Regions from separate parts of the Homo sapiens genome. Here all the other regions are linked to region 3. Evidence: chromatin contacts called from ENCODE Hi-C data. All regions are on one chromosome and are shown on one strand. Each heading gives the region's core, a stretch centred on a gene start or an enhancer-like site at or near the end of the contact. The rest is flanking DNA. Distances are from core to core; before and after follow the strand shown.

Evidence for each region. A loop is a pair of places that touch in the nucleus more often than their neighbours do. Pooled maps may share reads with other maps.
Region 1: a pooled map shows a loop between it and region 3 (4-fold over the local background). The contact joins the enhancer-like site here to the promoter of KDSR-DT in region 3. A Hi-C loop is called at or near these places in 8 of 50 pooled maps.
Region 2: a loop to region 3 is called in a pooled map, with 5 times the contacts of the local background. The contact joins the promoter of HMSD here to the promoter of KDSR-DT in region 3. A Hi-C loop is called at or near these places in 4 of 37 single-sample maps with no recorded cell type and 8 of 50 pooled maps.

Annotation. Positions count from the first base shown.
Region 1 is chr18:62,504,744-62,507,443 of GRCh38, reverse strand. No RefSeq gene overlaps it. Among named protein-coding and RNA genes, the nearest start is that of ZCCHC2, 17 kb to the left of the region's middle. RefSeq lists an enhancer at 887-1,136. Within about 2 kb of position 1,348, at least 10 of the 41 ENCODE cell types and tissues checked have a DNase peak (open chromatin) inside an H3K27ac peak, as active enhancers do.
Region 2 is chr18:63,947,994-63,950,693 of GRCh38, reverse strand. HMSD (histocompatibility minor serpin domain containing) reads right to left here and starts at 1,393. Exons shown (of 4, transcript NM_001123366.2): 1 at 1,294-1,393. RefSeq lists a silencer at 1,326-1,555.
Region 3 is chr18:63,366,057-63,368,756 of GRCh38, reverse strand. KDSR-DT (KDSR divergent transcript) reads right to left here and starts at 1,433. Exons shown (of 2, transcript NR_186602.1): 1 at 898-1,433. KDSR (3-ketodihydrosphingosine reductase) reads left to right here and starts at 1,551. Exons shown (of 10, transcript NM_002035.4): 1 at 1,551-1,746. The coding sequence starts at 1,639. It overlaps LOC124904317 (a long non-coding RNA gene), which reads left to right and starts at 1,757. Exons shown (of 2, transcript XR_007066400.1): 1 at 1,757-2,507. RefSeq lists silencers at 1,179-1,228, 1,339-1,788, 1,859-1,918, 2,269-2,318 and enhancers at 1,180-2,127, 2,167-2,461.

The DNA of each region.
Region 1 (2,700 bases), core at 99-2,598, 860 kb after region 3:
TGTATCAACACAGGGAAATACAATAAGTGGAAACAATCAGCATATAAAATTGTATATATGACATAGTCAAAATGATACACAAAAATATGAGTAGAAAGAAGAAATGAGAGGGAATATACCAAAATGCTAAGATGAGTTTTAGTGCCTGGATTGCCATTTAGATTTTTGTCTTTTTCTTTCTACTTTTTTTCTGTTTTCCAAATCATCAAAATTGGGCATAATTTCTGAATAAAAAAGAATATAATTTCAAATATGGAGGAGGCATCAAGGATTTAAATTTCAAGTAGACAGTTTTTAGAGTTTAAACATTTTAGTGATTTCGTGTCTGAAGTATGTGATTGTCCAAATTGTTGGATCTTCCCCACCCCCGCCCCTGCCCCCAACCCCGCCAAGTGCCGTCAGGTCTGGCGAGTGTCTAACCACTTGGTGGCCAGTTTAAATCTTTCCCACAAACTTTCTAGTTTATGTTGTCCCATGAGCCCTGGGGCAGTTTGGATTTTTGCAGAACTGAGAATAAGCTATGAATGAAAAGAAGAAAATGGGATTATAGATTCCTTTCCTCCACTTTATGGCCAGAATACTAGGTAGCTCAGGAAGTTCTGAATCAGTCCTTTTTCTAGGCAAAGGCAGAAATCCTGGGCTTGGGTTCTTCAAGGTAGGCTAATCAGGGTGTCAGAGATTTTTGGTGTCCTTTTAACATCCAGGAATTACAGATAAGGTAAATCAAGCCACGAACACATAGGTACTCAGGCAGCGATTGGACAAATTTATGCTCTACTACAGCAGATACATTTTGCCAATGCTGGAATAAATTGGCAAGGTACTAAGGTTTACCTCTGTTTAAAATTCCTGCTTGGGAATATCTACCTTAGAATAACTGTTCATTTTAATCAGGTTAAAGGGCACCAAGGAACAATTCTAACAAACAGAATCAGATAATACTAGTAAAAAGGGAAAGAGAATATCCTGAGAAACAGAACTGAAACTTAAGTGATAGGAGGAAAATGAAACGAAACTGAAACTTAGCCAGCAAAGCTATTTAAAAAAAAAAAAAGTCTCGATCTTAACAGAGACCTAGCAGGTAACTATATATGAGCCAGTATTATCAAAAGTAAAACCAATAAATGTTGTACATTTTCCTACGTTACACTTGAAAGAAACTCTTAACCAGCAGTGTGAGCTGCATGACCTTGCTGCAGCCACTGACGTTCTCTGAGTCTCAGTTTACTCATCTGTGAAAATAGGTGTAACAGTACATGCCAGCCTCAATTAAATACAGAACTTCAGGGCTTGAGGGGGTCTTGGAGGTCATCAGATCTTGGCTCCTCCACTGGACCAGGGCCTTGGGGCTACCATGCTTACCTTGTTGGTGTAAGTGAGCTCTCGCAGCAGCCAGACATACTGCAGAGCCCATTGTGGGTGCAGGCAAACTGACTCCCAGGTCATGTGCAAGAGGCCATGAGAGAAGACAGGAGGATATTCAACCAATCTGGCTTCAGAAGGAGGCTCTGTGAGGACAGCTGAGTGGCCCAAGGTGGCTCAGACAGGGTACAAGCAATCGTCATCCTCAGAGTGGGACTCCATAGTGTGATAAAGCAGCCATGGAGCGGGGACAGGAGACAGGGACGGGACACCACCAGGGCAGGGGACCCATGCAGACAGGACCCTGAGCTCAGAAGGGCCCTAAATGTTCTGCCAACACCTTCTTGATATTTTTTCTTTTCTTTTTTTTTTTTTTGAGAAAAGGTTTCACTCTGATGCCCAGGCTGGAGTACAATGGTGCAAATACAGCTCACTGCCACCTCAACCTCCAGTAGTCCTCCCACCTCAACTTCTTTAGTAGCTGGGACCACAGGCGTGCCCCACCACGCTTGGCTAAGTTGTTTCTTCTCTTCTTTGTAGAGATAGGGCCTCACTGTGTTGCCCGGCCTGGTCTCAAACTCCTGAGCTCAAGCGAACCTCCCACCCTGGCCTCCCAGTATGCTGGGATTACAGATGTGAGCCACTGTCCTGGCGTCATGGTGAAATTCTTAATTTTGTTAAGAGACATCCCCACAATTTCATTTCATACAGGCTCTGCAAATTATGTAGCCAGTGCAGGGTACAACATCCAAGATCTGCTGAACAGAGGGCTGGAGGGGAGGGGTTGTGACACAGGGTGATCAGAAACTGCTCTGGGATGTGTGACACTTCCCAAGCCTCAATAAACGGTAGAATGGGAATAGACTGCTTCCTGGCCCCTCAGGACTGGCTTAGCCATGAAGGACTAACCTGGATGTTCTTGGGGACTGTGGTTGATTCCCATGGAGGCAGCTCCACAGAGGTCCTGGGCTCAAGTGTGGTACCTGAGAGAGGGTCAAGAGTCTGGTGGTTGTTGTCATTTTAAAATTTATTCTATTTTATTGATGTAAAGTTCACTCAACATAAAATTAACTAAAACCTGAAGGTAGCTTTTTACAATATTTTAAATAGTTTTGTGCACGAAACAAAGTTTGTGATAAGTATTTTTGTGTGGAATTTACCACTTGTGGCATCATATCAGCATTCAAAAAGTTTCAGATTTTGATGATGAGTCGAAAATGCATTTAATACACCTAACCTACCAAGCATCAGAGCTTAGCCTAGCCTGCCTTAAACCATGCTAAGAACATTTACATTAGTCTACAGACGGGCAGAATCTTCTGTAACACAGTTGATGTA
Region 2 (2,700 bases), core at 144-2,643, 580 kb before region 3:
TTGAAATGAAATACTATTTGAGGTTCTCGTGCATCTGATTTGCGTAACACAGAGTTCTATCCACAAGTTGGCTTTCAAAGTCTCCTGGTTTAATATTTAGGCCTTCAGGTTGGTTTTTGTAACCACTGTGCCTGTCAACCTAGGTGCCTATAGTCACTATTCCTACACAGCAGTCGTATATGAATCATCACACAGCATTTCTTGTAAACATTATTGAAATTATTTCCTGCCTCCTTTAAACTCATCTTACATTTTTTTTTTTTTTTTTTTTTTTTTTTGAGAGAGAGTCTCGCTTTGTCCCTCAGGCTGGAGTGCAGTGGTGCAATCTTGGCTCACTGCAACCTCTGCCTCCCAGGTTCAAGCGATTCTTCTGCCTCAGCCTCCTGAGTAGCTGGGACTACAGGCCCATGTCACGACACCCGGCTAATTTTTGTATTTTTAGTAGAGACTGGGTTTCACCATATTGGCCAGGCTGGGTCTCGAACTCCTGACCTCGTGATCCGCCCCCCTCAGCCTCCCAAAGTGCTGGGATTACAAGCGTGAGCCACCGCGCCTGGCCCATTTTACTTGTTTTATCTGAATTTACTAAAGGACTCTTTCTTGGCTTTGTTGTAACATGTATTTCAATTAACACATACTGGTTTTTGTTCTTGAGCAAATTCTCACAACTTGTCTACTGGGAATCTCTGTAAATTGGTTACTTTCTTTTTACACTATCCCAACACTTTTGCTTTCTGGCAACAGTATCGTCCTCATTTTGATTTTTTTCCAGTCCAAAAACATACTATCAACGCCTCTCCTGGTTTCTTTTAAAGGAGGAGGAATGTCAAGTACAAATTCTGAATACTGAGAGCATACGAGTTTCGGTACCGACAAATAAATACTGCTGCTGTTGTTTTTCCTGGAGGTCCCAGGCCTCACAGCCCCTTCCAGCGCCCAACATAAACTTCACCAGGGTGGGAGGCCTCATTGTACCTACTTCCAGCTCCTGCAGGATGAGTGGAGCCCAGGCAGGACTTTCACCCCCCAGCTCCGCGCCCATTCGCCCTGGCCTCCCCTCCCCGCGCCTGGACCCATAGGGCACACAGCCAAGTGCAGCCAAGTCCCTGCCCTTAGGGAGCCCCCGCCAGAGACCGAGTAAAGAAGGACAGCCCCAGGGAAAGGTCTGGAGCAACAGGTGCGCTGAGCACTTCACTGGGCTTCCCTTTCGTAGGTTCCCGCCCTTTTCCTGGGCTCAAGAGCAGGTAACGAGAATCCAGCGTGTGGGAACCACTCCCAAAGTCAAACACCTACCCCAGTTCTCCGCGCAGCTGCCCAGGAGCGAAGTGAGACCGGGTCGGAGAGGCGGGAATAGAGATGTCTGAGCGGCGCCGGGTGTTAGTTCCCAGTGAATGGGGAGGCGGGCGGAGTCGGGCCCAGCCAGGCACCACCTAGCGGGCGCCTGGGCAGGAGGGCGGGGCGGGTCCCGCAGGCCGCGGGGATCTCCTGATGTGCAGGAAGTGGCCAATCTCTGTGCAGGAAAAAGCCCCAACTGTCCGGGAGTTTTCAGTCAAGAAGCGATAATGCGCTTTGGCTATTTGGGGTTTTTCGTGGTTCCATACAAATTATAGGGTTTTTTTTTTTTTCTATTTCTGTGAAGAATGACATTGGTATTTTGACAGGGATTGCATTCAATCTGTAAATTGTTTGGGTAGCATTGTACTTTTAACATTAATTATTCCAACCTATGAGCATGAATATGTGTCCATTTTCTGTGTGTGTTCTTCACGTTTTTCTCATCAGTGTTTTATAGTTGTCCTTGTAGAAGTCTTTCACTTTTTTAATTAAATTGATTACTAGGTATTTTATACATCATATTTCTTATAGCTATTGTAAGTGGGATTTCTTTCTTGATTTCTTTTTCAGACTGTTCACTGTAGATGTATAGACATCTTACGGATATTTTATATCCATTTTGTATTCTGCAACTTTACTGATTCATTTATTAGTTCTAGTAGTTTTTGAGGGGAGTCTTTTGGTTTTTCCGATTATAAGATTATACCATTGGTGAGCAAAGCTAATTTTACATCTTTCTTTCCAGTTTGGGTGTCCTTTGTTTCTTTTTCTTGCCTAATTGCCCCGGCCAGGACTTCCAGTCAGATACTGAATAAAGGGGGTGAAACTGGGCATCCTTGTCTTGTTGCAGATCTTATAGGAAAGGTTTTCAATTTTTCCCTGTTCAGTATGATATTAGCAGTGGGTTTTTCATTTTGGTTTTTATTGTTTTGAGGTATATTCCTTCTATACCCAATGTGTTAAGGATTTTTATCATAAAGAGATGTAGGATTTTACTGAATACATTTTCGGCATCTATTGAAATGATCGTGCAGTTTTTGTTGTTGGTTCTTTTAATGCAATGTATCGCATTTATTGATTTGTGTATATTGAATCATACTTGCATACCCGGGTGAATCTCACTTGATCGTGGTGAGTGATCTGTTTAATGTGTTGTTGAATTGGAGTTGCTAGCAATTTTTTGAGGATTTTTTCTGTTTTTTACCTGTTGATATGACGGATTCCTTTGATTTTCAAATGTTGAATTAGTCTTGTACACCTGCAATCAATCTTACTTAGTCACAATGTATAATCCAACTATTTTACACATAGTTTGATTTCATTTGTGAATATGTTGTTCAGGATTTTGCATCTATACTAATGAAA
Region 3 (2,700 bases), core at 184-2,683:
CATAATGCCCACACAAAAACCGGTAAATGAATATTTACAGTTAGCATAATTCTAATAGTCAAAAAGTGGAAACAACCTAAATATTCCTCAATTGATGAATGGAAAATTAAAATGTCGTATAGTCATACAATGGGATATTATTTGGCAATAAAAATAAATGAAGTATTAACATGTAGTACTTCATATCATGGATGAACCTTGAAAACATTACAGTAAGTGAAAGATAGGATGAAAAAGGCTACATATTATATGATTCCATTTATGTGAAATATCCCGAATAGGCAAGATTATAGAGACAGAAACATGAGGGATTGCTTAGGCTTGGGCGGGGCTTGGGAGGAAATGGGTCGTGACTGCCAATGAGTATAGGATTTTGGGGGGTTGTGACAAAAATGTTCTAAAATTTATGGTAGTGATGGGTCTACAACTGTGACTATATTAAAGACAATTTATTATAAGCTTTATTTATTTATTTATTTTTGAGACGGAGTCTTGATCTGTCACCCAGGCTGGAGTGCAGTGGCGCGATCTCACCGCAATCTCTGCCTCCCGGGTTCAAGCGATTCTCCTGCCTCAGCCTCCAGGGTAGCTGGGATTACAAGCATACGCCACCATGCCCGGGTGATTTTTTGTATTTTTAGTAGAGACGGGGGTTTCACCATCATGGCCAGGCTGGTCTCGAACTCCAGACCTGAAGAGATCCGCCCGCCTCAGCCTCCCAAAGGTCGGGGATTACAGGCGCGAGCTACCTCGCCCGGCCTATTACGCACGTTAAATCGGGAATTGTATGGTATAGTACGTGAATGAGACCTTAATAAAGCTGAGTTGTTTGCGTTATTTATTTGTTTTGAACCTGCTTGGTAAAGATGAACTCTGAACTCAATGAAATTGAATTACCTTAGTGATTCCTCAAAACTCCCTGTTAAGGCTTTCCGGTCCTCTGAAAAGCGAAAGTGGGCCGTGACCATCTTCTAAAAACGCCAAAAAATATGGAATGGAGCCCGGGATTTCAGAGCGTAGTCGCTGGGCTCCCAGGCTGAGCCCGCTCCGGGAGCCTCCAGCCGCCCTTTCCGATGCTCCGGGGCCTCCGAGCAACCCAGCGGGCAGTCCCAAGCCGAGGGCTGAACTCCAGGGAGGAGCGCTCGTCACGCCCACACTGGAGGCCGTGGCAGGCCTGGAAACCCGCCCTGCGGGGTCCTAAGAAGCCATTCGAGCTCCCGAAGAGCGAGTCTTCGCAGCCCTTCCCGGCGCGCTCGCATCTGGCGCTGTCCGGAGCCCGCTCGCGACGCACAGGGACGGGAGGCCCGGTTTCCACGGGAGAGGCTGCGGACTGCGGGCCCCGTCCCGAGGCCGGGGGAGTGGGAGACACCCGGCGACCCCCGAGAGGCGATTCTGGCAGTGGTGGCGGTGGCGGTGGCGGTGGCGGCCTACTCGCCCCCTGGAAGCACCGCCCCGCCTGGGTGGCGCGCGCGCCGGCTCCTCCTCTTCCCCTCCGCCGCGGCCCGCCCCGGCCCGCAAACCCAAACACTCCAGGCGCCCGCCCGCCGCGCGTGATTCTCGCCTCGCCGCAGCCCAGCCCTGCGCGCCTTGCCCGGCGGCCCCCGCCCGGCCGCTCCGGGCCCCTGGCCCCGCGGAGCGATGCTGCTGCTGGCTGCCGCCTTCCTCGTGGCCTTCGTGCTGCTGCTGTACATGGTGTCTCCGCTCATCAGCCCCAAGCCCCTCGCCCTGCCCGGGGCGCATGTGGTGGTGAGTGGCCTCCTGTTGCTGCCCCCCGACTTACCGGCCCGCGCGGCCTTTCCGCCGCCGAGGCCGCGTAGCCTACGTCCCTTTTTCCAGGCCGCGGTCCCCAGGAAGGCATGGCCAAATGGGGAAGGTCACCTGCCGCCGTCCACCCCGGCGCTTTTCCCCCGGCCCCGGCACCCGGCCTCGCGGACCCGCCCTCCGCAGCCTCGGGCTCCTCCTAGGGCCGGAGAGCGTGCGACGGGGGACCCCGCCGGCCGCAGGGTTCCCGGGGCCCCAGGGGTTCTGTGGCTGCTCGTGAATCCATGCAACATCCCTGGGATGTGGATGTTTTGTCCTCAGTTTTTCCGATGAGTCAACTGAGGCACAGAGAGGCTGAGAAACTTTGCCAAGGACACAGCGGTCGGTGGTGTGCAGGGTGCGGCGCGCGGCCCCGGGCGGGGGCAGACAGCGGGGAAGTGGGGTCCCAGCCGCCGGGACCCGCCGAGGCAGCTCGGAACTGGAAGATGGCCTGTGCGAGTGACGGGAAGAGCCGCTGCCAGAGGATTCCAGGAAGTGACTCACCTGGGGAAACTGCTCAGAACCCAGCGGGCTGGCGGTGGTGGCTTAGCGGTATTGGGACGCCTGTCCCGTCTACACTGCTTGTCTCTGAGCTCAGCGTGGCATCTGCTGATTGCTGCTCCAATGCAATCCTTTGCTGTTTTCTAGTGGGAAGGATGAGCTAAACGACAAGGCTTGTGTGCGAGGAATGAAGGAGAGGTGGATAGGTGTGATTTATTTCTTGGCGGAAGCTCGCATATTCAGCGATCCCTGTTCTGCAAATGTGGCACCTTTCTTAAACAGAGAGAATGCCTCCTTGCCTGCGCCCAGCACTTTCCCGTTTGCAGTGGCTTTCTCACGAGCATTCTCGTTTGGATCTCCCAAACCCGAGGCACAGTGAGGCGAGGAGTTAGGAGTAAG